Regions from separate parts of the Mus musculus genome. Here region 2 is linked to region 1. Evidence: chromatin contacts called from ENCODE Hi-C or POLR2A ChIA-PET data. All regions are on one chromosome and are shown on one strand. The core of a region is the stretch at or near the end of the contact, and the rest is flanking DNA. Distances in the headings are between cores, read along the strand shown. Region 1 has its middle 8.5 kb from the start of Meis1. Region 2 has its middle 78 kb from the start of 4933406G16Rik.

What was found. Hi-C counts contacts between places; a loop is a spot of excess contacts on that map. ChIA-PET counts read pairs that join two places held with the same protein, here RNA polymerase II (POLR2A).
Region 2: a loop to region 1 is called in a map of heart, with 4 times the contacts of the local background. The contact joins two enhancer-like sites. A Hi-C loop is called at or near these places in 1 of 37 maps with a recorded cell type or tissue (heart). POLR2A ChIA-PET finds 5 or more read pairs at or near these places in 2 of 5 experiments (both embryonic stem cell).

What each region holds. Positions count from the first base shown.
Region 1 is chr11:19,024,464-19,030,524 of GRCm38, reverse strand. No RefSeq gene overlaps it. Among named protein-coding and RNA genes, the nearest start is that of Meis1, 8.5 kb to the right of the region's middle. Within about 2 kb of position 3,849, at least 1 of the 3 ENCODE cell types and tissues checked has a DNase peak (open chromatin) inside an H3K27ac peak, as active enhancers do.
Region 2 is chr11:19,140,744-19,146,804 of GRCm38, reverse strand. No RefSeq gene overlaps it. Among named protein-coding and RNA genes, the nearest start is that of 4933406G16Rik, 78 kb to the right of the region's middle. Within about 2 kb of position 3,053, at least 1 of the 3 ENCODE cell types and tissues checked has a DNase peak (open chromatin) inside an H3K27ac peak, as active enhancers do.

The DNA of each region.
Region 1 (6,061 bases), core at 2,600-5,099:
TTCCTAAATGTATATCATTATCATAATCTTGGATCTTACTAATGCTCAAATTATAGTGGTTATATTTCCAAACAATGCCTTGTAAATGGAAATTTCACAGAATTTACTGATATTAATAATTTTGCTGTTAGTTTTACGAGATTGGTTTCACTTTATATGCCAAAGCTGAGTTGCCAAACATTGGCTTAATTTCTTCCTGATCTCAGAGCTCATTTCATTCTTGATCATGACTGTTCATGTTTTTGCTATGGAATTGTCTACATTCTCTGGTCATTGTATGCTATGTGTTAATTGATTCCTGGCCATGCTGATGTAGAAAAGGAACCTACTTAGAACCTGGAGTACTGCACAAACGAAACCTTCTTCATTGATTACTTCCTAGAGTGAGGACAGACAGATTTGGGTGTGTCTCAGAGCAAGTTGTTTAAAATGTATTAGTATATCAATACTCTACATGAGAAAGAATGTGGAAAAATGAAAGTTTTTTGAGATGATATGATATGAAGTTTCACTTTCAAATACATTTGTGCATTTTGTTCTTGGTGAGATGATGTCATGAAGACTAAATAGTAGACCCAGTCATGGTGGTGCATGCCTTTAAACCTAGAACTCAGGAGGCAAGGGCAGAGGCAGGAGGATCTCTGTGAGCCAGAGACCAGCCTTGTCTACATAGCCAGTTCTAGGACAACCAGGGGTAAATAGAGAAACCCTGGTTTTTGGGTTTTGGTTTTAAAAAGCAAAATAAAACAGCGAAACAAACAATCAAAAATGATAAATAGTAATTATGATTTCAGGTATTGTTCAGATAGGGGAAAAAATGTAAAGTAAATGACCAAAGTCAAAACAGTAAGACTCCATTAGAATAATTTTTCAACCAAATTCTAAGTATCAGTCTCTTTAAATTTTACTCTGATGTAGACCTCATTATCATTCCTAGTACTAAGCATTTTGTTGAATTTTGAAATGACATATTATCTGTATGATTTCATAATAGATAATTCTTAAATGAAAAAAGATTTAAAAAAAAAACTCACTCAGAAATCAAGATAAGCTGGCGTGGCAGCACACACCTTTAATCCTAGCACCAGGGAGGCAGAGGCAGGTGGATCTCTGTGAGACTAGCCTGGTTTACATATTAAAACTCTGTCTCATTAAAAGTAATAAAAGCAAAAATAACTTAATCAAAGCATTGCATGTGGCTAATTTCTTCCAACTCAATCAGCCCACCAGCAACCATGGTAAAACTGGAGTCATTTAGCCTCTCTGCCACTCTTAGCAACTCTTGGCTAGGACTATCTCCCCCAAGCAAGGAGCTTTTTCTAATTTCTGCAATTATTCTTCCGTTTCAGTCTATGAACATCACTAAATGATCACACATAAAGCAGTACAGTGAGTGCCCCACCAAGTTCTGGGTTCTGCAAGCCCTTTCAGGATATATGACGTGACTAAGCAGCTATCTTTAAAGTGACACAGAATAGTACTGAAGTTTTAGCTCCAAAGAGTGTTGGGCTATTACTCTGTTCTGTTACTATTCAACAAATAGAGAAACAAACAAAAACAATAAAACAAAACAGAAAGCTGTATAGATTTTTAAGAAATGGCCAAATATCTGACTGCAATTTTTTTTCTCCCGAACATCCAAGATAAAATCCCAGGCAACCAAAACTTATACTAAAAGGTTAGAGATAAACAGAAAGTGAAGATAAAACAGAAATAAATAACTGCTTTGTTTTAGGAACAAAATTTGAAGCTCAGCTAAGGATTTTAGCACTACCAACTCACTACGCATCCTGGCCTCCCTTGGACAGTGTTCTAGTAACGGGGTGGGCAGTGGGGTTCAGGGAAAGAGAATACAATACAGTTTTGTAAGGTTTAGATCTTAGCATCCCAATTAGATATTATGTCTGTTTGAAATCTATGATGTTTTGAGTTCCTTTGTGTTTGAGTTCCTAAAGACAAGCTACTAGTGGGACAGGGTTAGAAGTCATGTGGTACAGGAGTAAATGATGTCTTGAGTGTCCCTGCTATGTGGGTGACCAGACCCGGGCCAGTTGACCCTAGAGTCAGTCTTGGCATCTATTCAAACCCTCCAGGCTCCTTTCTTCCTTGTCCCAAGGGAACTGAATAAGTAGGAGTCCAGGAAGTCCATGGAAAAGCCTGAAGGCTTTTGGTTGTTGCTGCTGCTGGGGGGGGGGGAGGTTGGAGGGGGGGGAGGTTGTCCTAGACGGGGCAAGCCCTGGAAGACTCCTGCTGTCATCTACAAGCTCTTTTTAGTCTCTTTTTTTGTCTTGAACCTTCCTCCTCCTAGGCAGCCTAGGGGGTTCCTGGCTCACAGAAAGTGTCTCAATGATGGAGTCCGGGCTACCAAGCTAGAACTCCACATCATTATCCAGGCCATGCTCTGCCAGCACACAGCATATACCTACCTCCAGTCTTCTTAGGAGAGAAGAGCAAAATCTCTGGTGTGGGTTTGTTTGTTTGTTTTTTAAATAAATTGGGGGGGGGGGTTTTAAAAAGAACATTGAGGCACATAGAAAAGAGAAGAAATTGGATGTGTCATTTAAACTCTCTGGATCTTTGCTTGTGCATTTGTGAAATGGGCTTATAAATGCCTTGACACCTGAGCTCTGAAGTGCTCAGCTGTGGAGGAACAGCTGTAAAAAGGGGACCCCCAAGCAGATCTTTCATCCAGGTCATTAGGGCACTGAGTGACTTTTTACTGCTTGAAGGAGGGCAATGGCTTCTCCCAGAGTCTTAGCCCAGCCTTCAGTATTAGTAGCTCCTGCCCCTCCAACATATTTTCCTTTGCTTCCTTGCCCCAAGGACATTTCTATCTGTTAAATGTGAACATGGAGGCCCACACAGCTTTGCCCACCTCGAAAGGTGGACGTGCCATCCTGCAAATGCCTGACCCGGATCTCGCGCGGAAGGGGACACGCTCATTTCCCGCCGTGGCAGCGTCTAGGGACGAGCCCAGCCAGAGTCTGACTCCAGCTTTAAGCGGGACTCTGAGTCTGAGGCCCTCTGAGTCTCTGGGTCCAGGGTCCCACGGCGCCTGGCCCCGCCCTCGCTTGCCCGGCTCTGCTGTTCCCTGAAGTCCTTCCTCCCGCCCGCTCCGCTCGCTGCACGCGGCGCTGTGCGACTCGACTCCCCGGTCCCTTAGGTCCCTCCGCGTCCACTCGCGGCGGCCGGAAGCTGAAGTGAGGACACGCGCGAATCTCCACGCGGCTCTTCTGAGAACCTGAAGCCCTAACTCAGTTCAGCTCCTCCCTCCGAGCGTGCACAAGGGTCCCTCCATGTTCCGAGGCTCTCTGATCACCGAGCACATGACCTACAGGACCTATTGACCGCCTGAATGCCCCTCGAAGGAAAAACTGTCCGTGAACAAAGGCCAGAAGCTTCTAGAATCAGACCCCAGGCCGAGAGCTCAGGAATCCTTCAGTCTAGCTGGGAAGAAAGGCACCTTATGACACTCAGCCTCGAGCAGTGGAAGCTATTGCCAGAGTCGCGCGCGGTGTCCCTGTGTCCCCAAGAGCTTTGCACCGGGCGGGCTACCCAGAGCCTCTAGACGGGATCTGCTCCCTCAGTCCCCCCCTCAAGTCCCCCACAGAATGGCTGTCCAGAGTGGCCGGGGACCCGACAGGCAGCTACCTGCAAAGGGATCTTTTCCACCTTTTCTGGCCACTCGTCCTCTCCCCAAAGGACTCAGAACTCCCCTGAACCCAGCCCAGTGTGCACAGACTCCTATCCCCTGTGCTTGCAAATCCCGTGGCCTCGGGCACCCCACCGATCCCAGGGAATGCTCACTCCAGGAGTGCAGGCAGGCCACTGAGGCTTGGCGACACGTACCCGCACAGGCGGAGGGATACGGTGACTGCCCCCACCCCATATTCCCGGAAGTGGCCAAGGAAGCGCCTGTGAGAGAAATTATCCTTTCGGACCTGGAAGGAGGGGAGCCTGCAAGATTGTAGACTTTTCCTCCCGTTTTCAAACGGACCCTACCATGCAGAAGTTGTTTAGACAATGTGATTTTCAGCAAGCATAACCGTAGTCTGAAGCTATTTTTAAGACAAGGAAAGATGGTATTTATTTTTCATTTTTCAATAAAGGCACAGAAAAGTACGTCACAAATGAGTAACTGCTCAGCAGGCACCCTTCAGTTTCTTCTTCTTTTCTCCTAGTGTTTTTCCGCACCGCTAGAATTCTCTCTGAGCTGCAGGAAGCCTTCGACGATTTTCTTATTCATTAGACGACTCAATGAAATGTTAAAATATTTATTTTTGAATAATCATTCCCCACTACCACCCTTTTGCCTGGAGATTCGCACAAAACCTGCCCCTTTATTCGGTGTAATACCGATGCTAAGCATGGGCAATCAGCCTCATCCAGTTGCTTTCAAAGGTAAATGTTTGCAACTGCTGGCTGCGTCTGCACCAGCCAGTTCTCTTCCAGCACTTGGTAATTCCATTACCAGTGTGGACTATATCAGGCTTGAATTCACTTGTGATTATTTTCTGGGAAAAAAAATTCTAAGTTTTCCAGCTATTGCAAGTAGGATTTTTGTTTATTTTTAAAACTTGAGTTAAGTCGTTCATAAAATAGTAGCCATTTACTACCTGTGAGCTCAATTAAAGCTACCCCAGGTTTCAGACTCCCATGCAAGTCGTATCCATGCTTACTGTGTAGTCAGTGGCAGTCTGGATTCTCTGATAACCCTGATATTTAAAACCACTCTGACAGGGTGTCACTTCAAAACACACATTTGAAAAGCATTGCTAAAATACATTTACGTATCAATAAAATGTCTTACTCTCCCTCTTCCCTATTGTATATTCTTTAAAAGTAAATTTTGCTTTTTAAGTTATCGCTGGTAAGTTGGCATACACTCCTGGCTTGATTTCAGCAAAGCAGATCTACAGTTTGAAGAGTCCTTGCACCAAGGTTTTGTGGCTCTTTGACCAAGACCAACTCAATTTCTTCATTGTTGGAAAGGGTATCGAGCTTTTTAAATCACAAAATTATTTCTATATGGCCATATATTGAAGTATATTTCTATTACTTCAGAAACTAAATCAATGTCAGAGGTCAAAGTTGTTTTTTTTTTTTTCTATTCCAAAGCTTCCATAATGCTAGGGCTCCATGCATAGTTTTAAATCAAACAAAAACACATATAGTATTTTCAATATTTCAGAGAACAGAGACTGCCTCTGCTGTAAGAAGTGTCTAACTTTTATAAGACTTGCACCTCCCTGCTCTTCCTCCCCAGTAGCACTAAATATATGCTTCAGGAATCACTAAAGGAGTGTGCACAAAAATTTTCTCATAGCCAGTTTCATCTCTGATCTTCTAAAAGTGGCTTTCTTGGTTGCCAGATAATATTATATTTGGGTGCCAAGCGCTGATGTGCGCATCCTCCACTGTCCAGGTAGGTGTTACCTTTTAGCTCATCTCTCAAGCTAGTACACACTCAGAGTCAAGCAATCGCCTAGAGTGTCTTCTCAGAGAGGTTGAGCCTGTCACACCTTTTATGGCTTTTTCCACAGTGATCGTAAAAGAGGGTGGGTAGGAAGTGAGAATCCAGTATTTGAAATAATTAGTCTCGTGCTTTAACCAAGTAGCTTGGATGCATCTTTTGGGTTGAAAAACATAATTTGAGTATAATACCTTTACAGTGAGTCCCAAGACCTGTGGGTCTTTCTTGTCTGTTACTAGTATCAACTCTCATCCTACCCACCCCACCCCCAACACACACACACACACACACACACACACACACACACACACACACCTCTCCCCACCCCCACCTTCACTAAATACTGGACAGTGAAAAGTTTAAAGTAAACAAGGCTGCAGTTTTTCTATTGTCCAGTAGACGGCACAAAAGATCAAGCGTTTAAATAATGAACAATCCAGAGAGGTTTGGTTCTATTTTGATGCCAGTGGCCTGTTCTTTTAGAAAAGGCAGGCAGACAGCACTGGATCCACCGGTGAAGCAGAGAGAAAAAAAAAAAAAACAAAATTAACTTTGCAAAACTTTGAGATGGAGTCATACGAAAATATT
Region 2 (6,061 bases), core at 1,804-4,303, 120 kb before region 1:
TAAATCAAATAGTGTGGACAATTCTCAGAACTCCTGGACCTTTATTGGCCCGGGTGCTTTCCCGAAGACAGAAGATTCACTTAACACAGGTAAGACCTTACAGGACCCAAAATTCAGGCATGATTGCTCCTTCAGAGAAACTTCAAATTCAAAATTCAAAGTTATCCCAGTTTGAGGGGCATATTAACATATTAACGCCCATCTTTTAGGAAAAACAGATAAGATTTAGGGACAGGAAAAATTGTTTGGTATGCACCAATATAATTCAGAGTCTTGGTCACCTTTTTTTTTTTTTTCCTATGCTGTTCATTTTCAACAATGAGTAATCTGTAATTACTCTTAAGCAAAATTTCTGACTTGGAAAGAAACATGTAGCTACTACTATTAAGTAGAGGACGTTTGACATCTTTGTGGCAGAGAATCCCCAGCTTTTTTGATGCTTTGGCATCTTAGCTTTACGGTGTATCTCGGAAAGTCACCCTACATGAGCTGCAGTTTTCTCAGTGGTGTAGAGCCTGAGCAGCTGGGCCCTGAAGGGTCAGCACAGACCTCTAACTCCAAGCTCCAGGTTGCTTACATCCCTTTGCAAGAAGAATCATGGTTTCCTGTGCTTGCCACCCAGGGCTCTACTAAATTGAGCTGAGTTGACAAACATATTTCTAGTCTAAAACCCAAGCAAGAGGTCATTATGTTCTCTGGAGAAGGAGTCCGGAAGGAAGAACAAAAACATCAGTTACTTGCAGTCTCAAGTTTGATGACATGAAAAGTGGAGGGGGGGGGGGGGAACTAGAAGAATTTCAAGGGCTTTCCTACTGCTCTCTAAAACTCTGAGAAAACTAAAAAGCCAGTTTCTCTCCTGGAAGTCTGGATAATAGCATGAGTGCAGCTGACTCTTCCATGGAAAGAAAAAGACAATCTCAACCCATTGGAATATTAAACTAAATTACACAAGTGTAATTACATTAACTCCTATAATTAATTGCATTAGATTGAATAGTACAGTGAAAATGTACGGAAAAGATAGATCTTTAGTTTACTCTTCTGTTAAGTAACAAAAGTCAAATTCCCAAGTATTGCTTCTTTCTGAGAAGAAATGCCAGCCAGAGTGGGATGAGGGTTCTTGTATGCTGATAAGTGCAGAGGACTGGACGGCAGTGGGCCACCTTCTTGCCTCCCGTTTCCTGTTTAAAGTTTTCATTTGCTTATTGTGTGTTAGGAGATGCATGTACAAGTCACAGTGAACGTGTGGAGATCAGAGGACACTCTGAGAGAGTCAGCCCTCTCCTTTCACCATGTGGCCTCTGCGGATCCAGCCCAGCTTCCTTTTTCTAATTACAACAGATAAGACATTATGAGTATCTGTGCCAGGCGCTACAGAGTGGGCTGTAGAGGAAGCCCATCAGCCCCAGAGCGTGTCAGGTGAGGTATCAGTGTGATATGCAGAGAGGTCACATGGCTAACGGACAGCACAGCTGTTGGGGTTGCCGACGAGGGGGCATCCCTTCTGAGATGTAGCTTCACATTAAGTGCCATGGGGTCTGAGCATGGTGCTCCATCCTACAATTCCAGGCCTCGGGAGGCAGCAATGGAAGGATCGTCACAAGCTCCAGGCCGTAGTGAATGCTTAGCCAGCTGGTACTACATCGTAGACGCTCCCTCAAAATACTAAAAGCATGCAGACAAACAGTGGAATACTGAAAGCACTAGAGAGAGAAGGAAGGCTCTTGCTTTCCTGTCTCAAATGGGAGACTGATGTCATTTGTTCAAGAAGTGTTGAAAAAACTGAAAGGGTGTACATGATATTAGAAGTACCCCAACCTGAGGCTTGAGGGGGGACTTGTGAATTAAAGGATGCTTCCAGGGAAAGTGTCTCCCAGAGCTGAGTCCTAGAGTAGGAGAGGTGAATGAACATACCCAAGACGGATGCAAGAATCGTTTTCCAACTTTCCATTCGTTTTTCATATCCAGAATCTTCATCATGAAATGAGTAAGGGAGTATGTGTTACCTAGAACCCTCTGCACAGGAAATAGGACCCAGTTTGACACCACAGTTGTCACAGTGAGCCACTCTGGCAGCTGAGCCAGTCAGTAAACAGTGCTCCTCTGTTCTCTCTGCCTCCAGGTTCCTGTTTCTGTCTCCTGTTGTAACTTCTCTCAATGATGGATCGAGACCAGAGAGTTGGAAAATTAAATAAACCCTTCTTCCCCAAGATTCTTTTGGTCCTGGTGCTTATCGCAGCCACAGAAAAGCAAAGTAGGGCTACGTGTTCCCTAGTAAATGTAAGGGAAGCTTACATCTCTGGGAAGATCCACGACTCTGTTGGGACAGGTTACATGTGGCTTGCACATAGCAATAAAAGGTATCCTGGGGGTTAAAAAGAAGGACTTACTGACTCGCAAAGCTATATGCATAATTTATCAGCTAAAAGGAGAATGGCATTTGGGAGTGAGTTCCCCACAAACAAATGATCTGCGTCTCAATGAATCGGGCACTGAGAACCTTTTCTTAGAAGCCATGAGCACATTTTCATTAACGAAGAGTTTATATCTGTGTGTACATTCAAGGAAGAGAAAATGAGACACCGTGGGATGCAAGTCCACCAGTGAGTGAATATCTTATGGCAAGATTTTTGCCTGAGAAATTAAAATGATATTTGAAACATAAATCCTGGGTGCTAACAGCCCTCTTTATAAGTACATGCCAGGGTCAACAGGCAGTGTGTTTGCAAGGAGGCTGTTTCTAAAGGCCAGTTCTAGAGTTCTGAAAGGAATTAAAAAAAAAAAAAACAAAAAACCAACCCTGCAAATGAAGGGGGAAGCCCACAGCAATAGAAGCCATCAGGGCTTAGGTATGTTACAGATACGGTAGTATTGCTTTATTATAATAGCATACAGGCCCTGGCAAGGCCAAAGCATGATCTCACAGGACCAACCCAACCCAAGAGTTCCTTTCCTAGAATTGGCACTCAGGGCAAGCAGTGGTAATCCTGAGAAGGAACCAGGCGAACGAGCAGGGGCCTTGGCCAAAACCAGACAGACTGGGGGATTCTTCTGTCACACAAGACACCATTCAGGCCGGCCTTGTAGGGCCTTTTTTTTAAACTTTCAAGCCAATCGTCCCCTGGGCTTTCTCATTCTGTCTTCTCCTTCCGAAAGGAGCCTTCGGGGTCCAAAAGAAGCAAACTGCTTTCCAATTTTTTTTTTATCCCAGTAGTGGAAACTCGGAAATGCAGGCTGTAGCGGGATGGTAGTGGCCGCAAGCAGCTGGGTCCTTGGCACAGGCTGCAGGGCAGAGAGAACCGAGAACTTTAGTCCGGGGTAGGCTTGCCTCTGCAAGCGCATAAAAACGCTTTGAAGATAAGAAGACTGCCCGCAACCAAATGGAAAATGATGGGTGGCCAAGAAGTGTCAGGAGCTGTGGCAATGAGGAGCACCTGGAGGCGGGCTGTCTTCACTTAGCTCATGTTTCCACAGGGCTCCGGTTGGCCTGCCAGTGGCTGAAGCAATTTAGATGTTGGCTGGAGACAGCTCACAGCTCAGAGTCTCTCTCTCTCTCTCTCTCTCTCTCTCTCTCTCTCTCTCTCATTCTCTCTCTCTCATTCTCTCTCTCTCATTTTCTCTCTCTCTCTCTCTCTCTCTCTCTCTGTGTATACATGCGCGCGCGCACACGCACGCACGCACGCACGGGTGTTTTCATAGGCCTGGAAACCAGGTTCTCTGGTGTGTGTAGGGGGTTCTTCCATAACAGTTTCTGGGAGACCTTCCCCCTTGATGTCTTCTGGTTGGCACTCACAGGGAAGGGAAGGTTGCTTTTTAATGGGCCCTTCAGCAGCACATTTGCTAAATCGTGGGCAATATGGAATAGGCTAGCCTGACTCCTAAACCAGGTAAATTCGAGAATATTCCATAAAAATCGGAGGAGAAAGAGGACAGGAAAGGAACAAGGAAAGAAGGGAAAGTGGGGGAGGGAGGGAGGGAGGGAGGGAGGGAGGGAGGGAGATATATCTGTTTGAGGGAGAGAGAAAAGAAGGAAAGAGAATAGGGAAAGAAGTGTGGGTGGTGTGTGTGTGTGTGTGTGTGTGTGTGTGTGTGTGTGTGTGTGCGTGTGTGTGTTTTGGGGGGTGTCAATTAAAAGAAGTTCCATGGCTGTGTTCTGTTAACAGCATTTCTAACAGGTGGTGAGAATGGAAGAAGGGGCATCCAAATGGGAGTTTCTTTCTTTAATTATTATTTTTTTAATTTTCAGAAGAAGCTTCATGATCCTCTGTCTAGGTCTGTAAGGGGCTCTGTAATCACAAACCCAGACATTTTACCACAGTTGTTTTCAGTGTTCTGAAGCAAATACCAGACTGCCTAGTGGAAAACTCAGCACATACGAGAGTTCATATATATATATATATATATATATATATATATATATATATATATGGCAGACAGAGAGCCTGATGGAAAGAAAGATGACCACAACATCTGGTTTAAGGAAGGTGTTACACTTTTCCAGTACAACCTGTAACAACCAGTCCTGTTGCCCAGCCTGTTACAAATCCAGGCACAGTGTTGCCAAGATAAATCTGTTAGAGTTGTAACCACCTGGAGAAAAACAAGCAATTTATTCAATGACAACTTTGCCTCCATGATTTGGGAAATAGAGAGTTAAAAAATAAATTTGATTATATATATATATATATGTATATGTATGTATGTGTATATATATATATATATCCACTGATGTAAGAAATATTTCATGTTATAAAGAGACATTCCATGGATGTTGTATTTTAGTGGGAGATAGGTAATGAAGAGTCTCTCTCTCACACACACACACCACCCTTAAGGCAAGAACCAGCCTACAATCCCATAATACTCATCTCTTAGGATGTTTGTGCTAGGATATGGAAATGAGATGAAGGACAAGACCCCAGCCTTGAATGGAGAAACCCTCCTTGTGTTTGCCTCTTTCTCCTCTGCTTCCTTTTGTCAGCATCCCAGTTCTCCTGTTAATGAATGAGTAAAGTGCCTTATATATGTTGCTAAAATCTGGGTCTTTAGTGTCCCCAGAGGTCCCTGTGCTGAAGGCTTGACTCAACACAGGCACTGTTGGAAAGGGTGGACTAGCAGCAGTCCCTTCTGTCTTCCTTCCTTCCTGGCTTCCATCGGAGCAGCAGGCTTTTCTAACACAAGCTCTTCACTACGACGAGGCCCTGTGCTACCCAAGGCAGCAAGCCTAAGAGAACATGTCCCTGAGTCTCTGCATGCTTCAGGACAGATTAAGGCTTCCCTGATCTTCCCCAGCAATCAAAGTCTAGAGTATGCGTGAAAACGTATCTTCCAGTCAGATACATTTTCTTGCCATGATTTCAGCTCTCCTTTTACAAACACACTGTGAGGACATTCACATAGATTTCTACTCCCATTTTACAGGGGACGAAAGGCAAAGCAGAGCGATTAGAGTCACACAGCACCTCAGCGAACATGTGGAAAGGAGCCAGTGAACTCCCACTCCAATCCCCTGCCAGTGGACTAATTCTTGCATTTTTTCTACAAGTATTTCAGCGGCCCGTTGGTGAGGACAGGGGCATGAACTAGAGTGCTCAGTCTGAATGACTCTCCAAGGGGAAGGCACTGTGTTGAAGCATTACCCTCAGGTTTGTGAGTTTGAAATTAAATAAGAACCCAGTCTTGGGCTAGAGAGATGGCTCAGAGATTCATAGAAGTCACTGCACTTGCAGGGGACCTGGATGGAGTCCTAGCACCAACATGGTGGCTCACACTCATTTGTAACTCCAGTTGCAGGAGATCCAATGCTCTCTCCTGACCTCTCTGTGTGGTACACATACACCCATGAAGGCAAAGCATTGACATGGCGAATAAAATCTTTGTTTTAAAAGAGAAAGTGGTAATAGGCATCCAAAGATTGCCACTTTTATTAGCAGAACTCCTGGCAAGTGTTGAATTAAGAGCTCTTAACTATGAAAGGTCTGGCTTTGTGGGCTGTGATAGAGGGCTGAATGGTCTGGACCCGCTGATATTCTATTTGGCTAGTCCATTTGAACATGAAGAG